Regions from separate parts of the Homo sapiens genome. Here region 2 is linked to region 1. The links are chromatin loops, found by intact Hi-C in ENCODE. Cell type or tissue: HepG2. All regions are shown on one strand. Links, peaks and the distances in the headings refer to the core of each region. The heading gives the core; the rest is flanking DNA.

Region 1 (4,000 bases), core at 1-4,000:
GAGAGACCAGACTGCTTTCAAGCTCTCTCTCTCTTGCTCTGCCATGTGAGGACGCAGCAAGAAAGAGGCCATCTGCAAGGCAGCAGCAGAACCCTCACTGAGGAACTGAATAAACTGGCACCTTAATCTTAGGTTTACCAGCTTCCAGAACGGTGAGAAATATATTCCTATTGTTTCAGCCACTCAGGCTATGGTATTTTTAGGGCAGCCTGAACTAATACATACTTCTTTAAACTCCCCACCAATATCCTGTTATCATTTCCTTCAAACGTTTTTTCAAAACTTTCTTATCTTAGAATTTCCCCCCATACTGATCAGTTCATTACTCTGCATTCTCTTAGGAATTGTGCTACATATAAATCTAATTTGCTGTTCTTATTCGTTTATGTATCACATTTTAACTCACCTATTTGACTAACTTCAAAGGATGGAAGTAATGTTACCTATTTGACAAACTTCTGTTACACATACTTCATTTCTCCGAAACACAAGTTTTGTAGTCATTTCTACCAATATTCAGCCAGCACTGCTTCTTCTTTTGCTGAAACTGTTGGTTCCACACTCTGGTCCGAACTTAATAGGAAAGACTCACCATAAAAGATAATTAAGAATGGCTAATACACAGTGTGTTGAAATTTGATTTCCTTAAGTTTAATTCCAGAGTTCTGATACACATTAGCATTTAGAGTGCCTAGAATTACAGTGTAGAAGGTGACTAAGTACATTTAAAGATTGTTCCTTTTTGTTGTTATATTACAAAAGATTATAGTTGAGGCAGATCTTGAAATTGCATCTCATCAGCCCAGCAGGTGGTGTGACTCCCATAGGAGAACAGGAAAGGACATGTCCCATAAGGAGGCAACTCAGTCTCTGCTAGCTCACAAGCGTGGTCTCAGTGACCTACTCGAAAGCTATTCTGCTTGTATCATCAGTTCAGCCTCACCTTGGAAAACTCAAGCCCAGTTTTCCCAAATGATTTTTAGAGAATAAGATTTCCAGATGAAAACCAGGGAGCATGTTCCAATTTTTAGTACATCAAGGACCATGTTTTTCCTTGCTACCAGCCCCATTTTCTAATCAGTTAACGCTTCCTGTGATATCTGTAGGGGAAAGGTGTAGTGCAACTGACAGGGAGAGATGAGATCTTAAGCCTCTGCTCATTCATTGGGTGCTGAGTAGCAATGCCTCCCGCGGGCCACAGGAACTTATCTCCGCCGATTGTTACAGCTGGAAGGATGGGGAGATAGCACCATAGATCCACTCCTCATTTTATGGGCAAAGAAGCTAAGGCCTGTAAAAATGGCATGCCCAATGGTACAGGAGTTACAAACACGGTCATAAATATTGGCTCCAAATTTGGCATGGAAGCTTATGTGCTGCTCTAGAGGAGATCTGCTACGATGTGGAGATTGGCTTGTGTGGGTGTGTTTTATTGCTCTTGTCATTTAAAAATACTTTTGATTATTTGTCTTCCATTTTTTTTAGGTTACGAGGAAATCCTTCAAAATGCGTTCTTGTGAAAAACGTGAGAGTGCAAGGAAAGAGGGAGGGATAGGAAGAAGGAAAGAGAAGCAAAAGGTAGGAAGAAAGTGACCTTGGTGCCCTTTTCTAGTCCCCTCCCCCGACTTTCCTGTTCTCCACTGTGCCCATCTCTGGTTTCACCAGGCTCCATTCCTTCCCCAGTTCCCTGTTTCTCACGGCCCTGAAACCAGCCGACAGGGATTTGCATTTTGAAAAACCTTGCGTGGCTGCCGGCGCTGGGCATGCTCAAACGCCCAGAACTGGCTTTTTTCGGCAACTTTGGCAGCTCTCCCACCCCCACCCGAAGGGGCAGGTACGCACAGCTCCCTCCGTGTGAGTAAACGGAAAGAAATTACCCCACTCCCGCCCAGGGCAGAAGGCCACAGCCCCGCGGGGCAGTGGCGCGCCCCGGGGACGCTGCCAGGGGGCGCCAGGCCCTCAGTGGTGGCGCGGCGCCGGGGTCCGGGGCCGGGGGGCGCTGTCCGAGGGCACGTGCGCGGGCGCGCGCTCTGGGAGTGGTCGCGGGGTGGTGGGAGGGGCGGGCAGGGGCGGGGCCGCGGCGGCGCGCGGAGGCCGAGCTCGGCTGGGCTTGGCGAGGCTGCGGCGCGGCCACCGGCGGGAGTGCAGCGGCCACTGTACCCAGAGATTCAAAACCCCAAACCCGGGACTTGGGGGCGCTGAGCCGGGCCGGGAAGCAGAGCCTGGTCGTGAGGAACAGCCGCCCGTTGCTGTCTGCCCCTTTGCGGACAGCGTCTCCCTCGACTCCGCTTAGGAAGTGGTGGGGGCGGCGTGGCCCCCGTCGGGAGGCGTTCGAACGCCCGCTAGGAGAGAGAAAGGATTCCCCTGTGCTTGGAGCCCGCACTCGGGCGCGGAGGGAGCGGCGGCAGGCTCTCGCTTTCGGCACCATGGGCTGCACGCTGAGCGCCGAGGACAAGGCGGCGGTGGAGCGGAGTAAGATGATCGACCGCAACCTCCGTGAGGACGGCGAGAAGGCGGCGCGCGAGGTCAAGCTGCTGCTGCTCGGTAAGGGCGGCCGGGTCGGGGCCCGGGGGTCGGCGGGGGACCGGGTGCGGCGCTGCGCGGCCCTCGGCGTTTGGAAACCCGGAGGGAAGGGGGAGGAAGCGCCCGAGGAGGCTTCTGAGCGGGAGCTGGGTCCGGCGGTGCGGAGGCAAGGCGGGTCCCCCTCTCCCGGTGTCTGGTCTCTCTCCGCCCCGGCGGGCGAGGACTCCCCGCGGCGGGGCGGGCGCGTCACTTCACTCGGATGCTTTCGTGCGACCCAGCAAAGAGCCCAGGCGCGAGTCCGAGGCGGCGGGTCGCGTGGAAACCCTTTGCTTTGAAGTTTAGCTCAGCCTTGTAAAGATGAAGGGGCATTCGCGGCTAGAAAATGAAAACACCCCCCCCCCCGCGCCACCAACCCCCTCCCGGAAAACCCTTCTTCGTGTGCGGTGTAGGTTGTGTTTCGACTGTGGTTTTCTCATGCCCAGAGTGCCACGTTTGGTGAAATCAGTGCACCTTTTGTGGGGCCTCTGAGATGGGGCTGAAGCGTCTTTCCTGTTAACTTCCTATGGCGACTCCTTAAGTGGTCAAGGAGCGCTGATTACATTCCCCCTGCGCTGAGAAAAGGCTGCGCTGGATGCTTGATTTTTCTTGCTGTGGGGGCATGGAAGCCACCCAAGTGGGGTTGGGAAGCTTTGCTTTAGTAGTAGGCAAGGCAGATACTCGAGTGGTGAAAACTGCTGTGAAAGAGCGAGAGGGTCACGCCAGACAACAGGGTTCTGTCTCCGCTGCCACCGTTTCTGATGAATGAGATTTGCCAGGTACACGCAAGGCTTTTATTTGTTCTTAGCACTGTTCTGTTCGTGAAACGCTACGTGGAGGTCTTTTCCAAATGTTTGACGGGGAAGAAAATAAAGAGTAAACCAGGGTTTTCACTGAGGGAAGCATTAGGAAAATCTTTACAGGTTAAGATTCGTGAGTTAGGGTTTTCTTTTGTTTGCATGTTTTCTTCTCACACTCTAGGTATTTAGATAGATGAAAAATTTCTCAGAATCTTCATTTGCATTTCCAAGGACTGCTTGTATTTTTATACCAGTTATAATAAAAAAGAAATGTTGCACAAACCTGTTTTCAGTAAGCTTCTGTTTCATTGGTTTAATGACTGCAGAAAAAATGGTGGGTTTTTTTTCTCCATTACTAGTAGGCTTGGGAGCAGCAAAGTTGGCATGACTAAAAGTAATAATGATCTGAGTCATTTTGCAAGTAAACTGTGAAATAACTTTGCATTTTAAAGACCTGGGTGGCTTTTTTCACCCTGTCGCCCCCAACATAAATCTTTCTCAGTTAATGTTGTTTGCCTAAGTTTTTACATTAATAAGAAATACTGTGTTTTGATGAGGTTAGTGTATGTACTTCTCTTGTGAATTGAATGTGAGATAGATATGAAATAAGAGGATTAAGAAGTTTTTTTCTTGCAGTTTTT
Region 2 (8,738 bases), core at 2,921-6,920, 75 kb before region 1:
AAATTGGGGATAATCAGAGAGTGAGAACAAAGTTAAATTAGAAAATTAGAAACAGGTAAGCAACAAGCCATTTTCACCTTGACAATATCAACCAAACAAAGCAAGGTGAATTGAGCTTTAGTTTTCACTGACCTATAGGAGTGAAACAGAATACTGTGAAAGGTAGGAAATCTGGCAAAGTAACGAGGTGGGTCCAATAAACTATATATACACCTGCTTCCCCAGGGTAATGGCAAGGGAAGACACATATTACAAACGTATCTATAGAATATTCAAAGCATACTAAAATAAAATGTATTTTTGATTATACATACATACGTGGTAAAACTATGAAAACTATGAAAGCAGGCAAAAGAATGATAAACACTAAATTCTGATAACGTTTCCTCTGAGCAGAAAGAGAAGAGAATAGGTTACACGAAGACACATAGGGATTTTAAAGTATATGTTAAAAGAATTTTCATAAACTGGACAGTAAAATGTAGTTGTTCATGTTATTATTATTGTACATTTTAAATAAATGTTTGGTATTTTACAACATCTGATTTTAAAAATTAAAAATAAATATACATAGAAGGAAGCCCATAGATCATTGTAAAAATAATATGAAACCTAAATAGTTGAATGACCAACTCAAGGTCAAACAGCTTGTTAACAAAGTCCAGGATTAAACTAAGTTTTATTTAATAAGTATGCATAAAACTTTTGGCCAGGCATGGTGGCTCACACCTGTAATCCCAGCACTTTGGGAGGCCGAGATGGGTGGATCACCTGAGGTCAGGAGTTCAAGACCAGCCTGGCCAACATGACAAAACCCATCTCTACTAAAAATACAAAAATTAGCTAGGCATGGTGGTACGTGCCTGTAATCCCAGCTACTCGGGAGGCTGAGGTAGGAGAATCGCTTGAACCCAGGAGAGGGAGGTTGCAGTGCACTGAGATCATGCCACTGCACTCCAGCCTGGGCAACAGAGAGAGGCTCTTTTAAAGGCCATCTACAAAATGGTATAATTTTATCACTAGGAAAAATGGCTTAAAATAGCAATAATGTAATTGGCCATACTCTGCTAACCATGACAAGTTTTATATCAATTGAAATTCTTATTAAATGTCCTTAAAAATATAGCTACAACAATTTGCAAGAAGATTTATCCACTTGTGGCTCATTTGCCGCAAGTCCCCAATCCCAGGTTTACTTTTCCTATTCACAAAACATTCTTGAAAAGTTGCACCCTACTGCCTTGTGTTGTCAAGATGTGTAAGTAACTTTCAATATTAGAAAAATAGTACCAAAAATTCATAATGGAATATAATCTCTTCATATTTTCAAAAAAGAATAAATCCACATACATATAACAGGCATATGTGGACTTTTTGTGCAAAGAATCACAAGAGTTGGTAAATTTTTGTTATGTTTATTTTACCACAATTTTCAAAAGTGGTTTTAGTCAGCTATGGGAGCTTAAAGAAATAGATCATAAAGGAAAAGTCAGACAAAGTTGATTCTAGCATTGTTAAAAGGGCAGTTCTCAAAGGGCAGCTCCTGGACCAGCAGTATCAGCAACAACATCATTATCACTTGGGAAACTGTTAAAAATGCCAGTTTAGCAATTTATGTTTCAATGAACCCTCTAGGTGTTTCTGGTACTAGCTGTGAGAATCACTGATCTATTATATAGTCAGGCTGAGAGCTATCAACTTCAGGGCAGGGATTTGCAGCCCTAAGACATATTAGAATCACCTGGAGAAATTATAAAATGCTGATATCTGGGGCCTATCCCAAATTAACTTAATTAGAATCTCTGGAGGTGCAGCTGCTATGAAAAACAGTCTGAGGTCCTCAAAAAAAATAAAAAATAGAGCTACCATATTATTCAGCAATTCCACTTTTCAGTATGTATACAAAAGAATTGAATCAGGATCTTGAAGTGATTATCTGCACTTCTATTTTCATTGCAACATTATTCACAATCGCTAAAGCATGGAAGCAACCCAAGTAACTGTTCATTGACAGATGAATAGACTTTAAAAATTTACACACACACACACACACACACACACTGGTATACTATTCAAGCTTTAAAAAAAAGGATATACTGGGCCGGGCGCGGTGGCGCATGCCTGTAATCCAAGCACTTTGGGAGGTCGAGGCGGGCGGATCACTAGGTCAGGAGATCGAGACCATCCTGGCTAAAACGGTGAAACCCCGTCTCTACTATAAACAGAAATATTAGCCGGGTGTGGTGGCAGGCGCCTGTAGTCCCAGCTACTCGGGAGGCTGAGGCAGGAGAATGGCGTGAACCCGGGAGGCGGAGCTTGCAGTGAGCGGAGATCATGCCACTGCACTCCAACCTGGGCAACAGAGCGAAACTCCATCACAAAAAAAAAAAAAAAAAAAAAAAATATTCTGCCGTATATGACAATGATGCAAACATACATGAACAGGTTGACATTATGCTAAGTTAAATAACCCAGTCACAAGAGGACAAATACTGTGTGCTTCTAAAATAGACTCATAGAATAGAGAGCCGAATGGTGGTTGCCAGGGGCTTGGGGCTGGGTAAATAGAGAGTTGTTCAATAGTTACAAAGTTTCAGTTATGCAAGATGAGTAAGTTCTAGAGATCTGCTATACAATACTGTACCTATAGTTAACACTGTATTATGCACTTAGAAAAATGTAAGAGGGTAGATCTCATGTTGAGTATTCGTAACCACCAAAAGGGGGTGGGGGAGACAAGACATGTTTATTGCCCTGACTGTTTTTGTGATGCTGGTTTCACAGGTGCATGCATATGTCCAAACTTATCAAATTGTATACAGTAAATATGTGCAGTTTTTTGTACTTCAATTATACGTCAATTAAATAAAACAGCTCCCCAGGTGATTTTAACATGCAGCTTGAGTTGAGAAACATTGCTCTGATGGCCATAAGATGGTTTAGTTAAGGTCCTTAAAAACTCTTTAAGGCATCTGGGCATGCCTTAGATGTGTAGAGTGATGCAGTGTAAGCGAGTGATATGTATAGTTTAACTCCATCACCAAAATTACCGTTACTAGGAGATGTGGCTGGATGTTCTCTTGTTTTGTTTTTGTTTTTGTTTTTTTGAGACGGAGTTTCACATTTGTTGCCCAGGCTGGAGTGCAATGCGCGATATCGGCTCATCACAAACTCCGCCTCCCGGGTTCAAGCGATTCTGCTGCCTCAGCCTCCCGAGTAGCTGGGATTACAGGCATGCGCCTCCACGCCCGGCTAATTTTGTATTTTTAGTAGAGATGGGGTTTCTCCATGTTGGTCAGGCTGGTCTCCAACTCCCAACCTCAGGTGATCTGCCCGCCTCGGCCTCCCAAAGTGCTGGAATTACAGGCGTGAGCCACCGCTCCTGTCCGGCTGGATGTTTTAAATGTTAAATTAATCAGAGTCCATATTCCTTAAGGAAACTACTGATTATCATTTGATTTTTTCATGTACCATGTCTAGAGTTTAGAAAACACTTTGATCATGTTACATGGAAGCAAATCTGGTCCTTTTCAAAAAAAAATTCACTTCAGATTAATAAATTGGCTTTTGAATTTTTTTTTATCAATCACATTAACTTAATTAATATAAATGTGGCCAGAGATGGGGCCTAAAAGGCCTTGATTCTCTAGTGATAGCATTCCTATATGATCCTATATGTTTAATATTTTGTTCTCTACACCTACCACGTTGTGTTTCATGGTTATCAAGAAACAAAATGGTTTCAAATCACACAGACAATTCTTTTAATTTGTGCTTCATAAATGGTGATTGTTACTATTTTCATCATTTCCTTTCAGCAAAAAGTAACTTTCATGGTAGATCTTCTCCCCAGTTCAAGTGCTTTTAATTCAGTATTATAAATCTCCAGGACTCACCCTGTAGCACTATGCCCAGACTTGGATTTCACAGGCAATGCCCCTCACTCTAAGCCTTTCCATCTGCTTTTCTCCCGCTCACTTGGCTTCCAACATTCTTATTTTATTTCCCACCTTTCACCTATGAGAGCAGTGAACTGATTATGAATACCTACATCTATTGATTAATCAAAAGACAGATGAGGTTGTTATATAGCTTTCCTCATTTTAAATACAGTATGCATTTTAAATATATTAAGTACATTTTAAAAGTTTCCTTTTAAACTCAATTATCTTTCCTTTTCAGTTTAATTTTAAAAAGTAAAAACCCATAGGAAACTTTTGACAAGAAACACTTCCAAGGCAGGTTGATGTCAGCATCATCTCCAGATGATTCTAATGTGTCACTAGGGTGGCAAACTCCTATTCTAGAGTCCATAGTTCATTACCCTGGCTATACATTAGAATTACCTTGGATACCTTTAACTATACTTCTTGAATCCCACTCTTAAAGATCCTGATTTAAGCTCTGGAGGTGATTTGAATGTGCAGCTAGGATTGACACTTGCTGCTCCAAACCAATGATTCTCATAGTCTCCATCAGAAACACAAGGTGAGCTCATTAAAACCGAAGGCACTGCGGGAAAAGACAGCGGGTTGTAGACTTCATGTCTACCAATCAACAGAAATAGAAACTGGATGTTACTTGTTTTATGCCCTATAGTTTCTGATTCTAGTCCCTGATATGTAATAAAACAATACAGTATGCAGTAGTCCCATATATTGGGACATCTGCAAAATGGAGACAGAACTTGTAAAATATGTCAAAAAAATTTTTGGTTTTCAGCAAAACACCATACAAGTCTGTAAACTTGCTGAGTATTATCTGATCTGATTCTATGGAAGGTATTTTGCAATTGTAAATTGTAGACAGCTGATAGCAATGCAAAATGATTGTCTGTAGACATGCAAATTCTGTCTGTCTGGGACAAGTTCTATTGACTTTCCTTCTCCACTACAAAAGAGGCTAGCTTTGCCTCCATTTGCACATTCAGAGCTGTTTTACACCTTTTCTAAAATTATTTTTAACGAATTTAGATTTTTTTAATAGTGCAAATAATAATGGACTGGCAATAGACATTTTTTCAAAGGATCTTTTGAGCTCAAAGGAACAAAAATTTCAAAGGAATTTTTAATTGTACCAGTTTGATAGTGTTTAATAAAAAATAATATTTAATATATTATGTGCCTATCCAGGGACAATGCAAAAATTATAAAGTAAATTTTCCCAGAATAATTTCATCCTAAATATAAATGTAGCAAAGATCTCCTGGTATAGTGTATTATTACTTACAAGGACTCAAATTACATATTACATATTACTTACAAGGACTCAAAAAAAATTTTGAGACTAAATATCAGGATGAACCACTAGGTGGCAAAGTAACATTTGTTTTGTCACATTTTTAAACAGACTTGAAACCTTCCTTCAATGTTATTTGTAATTGAAATATGATGTTCATGGGATTCTGATTCAGTAAGATTTTCTAAATATTCTCTTATTCAAATGAAACTTAGTAGTTTTCTCAGGGAAAAGCAATGTTCATAATACATTCTTTAAAGGAACAAAGAACAAAAAGTTGTGTTGGATTGAAACATCTATTCTGAAATCAAAGCTAAACTTGAATTTAACAGTTTTATATCTGATGTAACAAAATCCTCAAGTATGAATGGACCTTACATATCACCTGTACTAAAAGTTCACCTTTACGCTGAAATGAACTTTAAGATTGTCCTGATCATTAATTCTTTGTGCTCCTATTAAACATTTTCATTTAGAGAAAATATGCTCTCTCACAAGACATATGTATTGTTCTTTCTTTAATTAACATTATACCTTGGGGTCTTCCTTTTTAAAAAAAATTATTTATTTTATTTCAGTTCTGGAAAATGCTTTGTTTTCTATGGCACACATCCTATTTAACACAATGTCAGTCCAAATTTACCCTTTTTTTTTTTTTTTTTTTGAGATGGAGTCTCACTCTGTCACCCAGGCTAGAGTGCACTGGTGCAACCTCGGCTCATTTTAACCTCCACTTCCCGGGTTCAAATGATTCTCCTGCCTCAGCCTCCCAAGTAAACTAAAGGCATGTGCTACCACATTCAGCTAATTTTTGTATTTATAGCAGAGACGGGGTTTCACCATGTTGGCCAGGCTGGTCTCGAACTCCTGACCTCAAGTGATCTGCCCGTCTTGGCCTCCCAAAGTGCTGGGATTAGAGGCACGAGCCACCACTCCTGGCCCAAATTTATCATTCTTAATGGCGGAGCTCTAGCAGTATTTCTATTAAACACAGAAACAAAAATAGGATGTCCCCTACGTTCACTATCTATGTCTTAGTAGTTAGTAACCATAAACTTCAAAGCTTAAAACAACACATATTTATTATTGTAGTTTCTTTAGGTTAGAAGTCCAGTGTGGCTATACTGGGTCCTCTGCTTAGGGTCTCACAAGTTTGCAATCAAAGTGTTAGCCAGGGCTTCAGTCTCATCAGAGGCTGGACTGGGGAAGGATTTGTTTTTGTTGGCAGAATTCCATTTCTTGCAGCCATATAGGACTGAAGGCTTCACCTCTGCTCCTAGAGGCCAAATTCAGTTTCTTTCATGTGAGTCTACCAACATAGGCAGCTTAGTTTTTCAAAGCCAGTAAGGAAAGAGAGAAGCAGGCAAAAAATTCTAGTAAGCCAAGGCATTGCAATCTCACATACTTAATCATATACATCTCATCACCTTTGCTGTATTCTATTGATTATAAACAAGTTATAGGTCAGACCCACACTCAAGGGAATGGGACTACACAAAGACAGAAAGTTCAGAAAATGGGTATCATGAGGAAGCATTCTAGGGTGTGTCTACCACACCACTATCACCCTTTTTGTCTAATATTATACTTAAGGTACTAATGGTATTAGTCCTTTTTCATGATGTTGATAAAAACATACCCAAGACTGGACAATTTACAAAAGAAAGAGGTTTAATGGACTTTCAGTTCCACATGGCTGGGGAGGCCTCACAATCATGGCAGAAGGCAAGGAGGAGCAAGTCACATCTTATGCGGATGGCAGGAGGCAAAGACAGAGAACTTGTGCAGGAAAACTCCCATTTTTTAAATAACCAGATCTTGTGAGACTTATTCACTATCATGAGACCAGCACTGTGAAGACCCATCCCCATGTTTCATGTGGGAATTATGAGAGCTACGAGATGAGATTTGGGTGGGGACACAGACCCAAACCACATCACTAACTTACAAGAAAGCAAAGAATAAGGCAATATAAATAAAACAAAATATAAGAACAATAACACTAAGTGTAAATGAATTTAACTCCCTAAAGACCAAATTCATGGGTTGGATGATTTTTCTAATCCAACTACATGGCTTTCTATTTTATTTTATCTTTAATAAAGTGACACAGGAAAGTTTCAATGTAGATGAATAGGAAAATTATTTCAGAAAAAGATGGAACAAAAAGACAATATAAAAATAAAAATACGGGCCAGGCATGGTGGCTCACGCTTGTAATCCCAGCACTTTGGGAGGCTGTGGCAGGCAGATCACCTGAGGTCAAGAGTTTGAGACCAGCCTAGTCAACATGGTGAAACTCCATCTCTACTAAAAATACAAAAAATTAACCGGGCATGGTGGCAATCGCCTGTAATCCCAGCTACTCAGGAGACTGAGTCAGGACAATCACTTGAACCTAGGAGGCGGAGGTTGCAGTGAGCTGAGCTCGCACCATTGCACTCCAGCCTAGGCAACAGAGTAAGACTCTGTCTCAAAAAAAAATACATAAAAATAAAAATACAATTCTTAATATACATATCAACATGCTAAAGGACAAAGTAGGCTACATTGTATTTATAAATAAATAGCATAATATTCTTTTTCTTTCTTTTTTTTTTTTTTTTTGAGATGGGGTCTGTCTCTGTCCCCCAGGTTGGAGTGCAGTGGCGCTACCTCGGCTCACTGCAGGCTCTGCCCCGGGTTCACGCCATTCTCCTGCCTCAGCCTCCTGAGTATCTGGGATTACAGGCGCCCGCCACTGCGGGGTTTCACTGTGTTAGCCAGGATGGTCTCGATCTCCTGACCTCGTGATCCACCCGCCTCGGCATCCCAAAGTGCTGGGATTACAGGTATGAGCTATCGCGCCTGGCCGATAGTATAATTTTCAAAAAAGAAATCACACTCATAAACCTTTCCATTGTTAAAATTTTAGATCAAAATATTTCTAACAAGGAAAGGCAGGACTTCTGGTAATGACAGCATGAAGAGGTCAGGTGATCTCTTCCACAGAGAATAATTACAAGCACCAGACAAAACTATTAAAAGCAACTCTTTGGAGGCACTGAAAATGACCAGAGATAGGCAAACTCTTGAAAAGAATGTACTCATGGAAGGATACTATTTCCTTGGATAAGAACTCTGAGTTTGTAATTTTCTTTCTAGAACATTCCTCAAACCCACCCTTTCCTTCAAGTCAGGAAGTAGAAATCAGCAGCCTGAACAGCTCAAGATGGCAGGTGATGGAATTCAGAGAAACAGAGCAACTAGAAATTTAACAGAGAAATTTTGAAAGTGAGATTGCCACAAAATCTGTCTATAAACTCTATCCAAGTCTCTGGCTGACCACTAAACTACGTGTGCAGAGGGAATATCCCATAAGCCTGATGAAAATGTAGGCAGAAACTAGAGAAACATAATTGCTCCTGGTGGGATTTGAGGGCTTGCTGCACCTCTGACCCACTGCCTTCCCCAACCCGTACACAGCTTAGAAAGCAGAAAGCAGAAACCTTTCGTTTGAG

Evidence for each region. A loop is a pair of places that touch in the nucleus more often than their neighbours do. Peaks named below come from ENCODE experiments on the same cell type or tissue, not always from the same donor. Only the 100,000 strongest peaks of a DNase experiment are listed, where the experiment ranks them.
Region 2: it touches region 1 in a loop (8-fold over the local background); 12 of 110 quality-filtered maps call a loop at or near these places.

The regions. Positions count from the first base shown.
Region 1 is chr7:80,132,735-80,136,734 of GRCh38, forward strand. It overlaps GNAI1 (G protein subunit alpha i1), which reads left to right and starts at 2,097. Exons shown (of 8, transcript NM_002069.6): 1 at 2,097-2,544. The coding sequence starts at 2,427. In HepG2, for the core only: CTCF peaks have their summits at 832, 1,963 and 2,407; a DNase peak (open chromatin) is centred at 1,937; H3K4me3 peaks cover 2,568 bases.
Region 2 is chr7:80,055,102-80,063,839 of GRCh38, forward strand. No RefSeq gene overlaps it. Among named protein-coding and RNA genes, the nearest start is that of GNAI1, 75 kb to the right of the region's middle. In HepG2, for the core only: a CTCF peak has its summit at 5,321 (motif pointing right); a DNase peak (open chromatin) is centred at 5,300.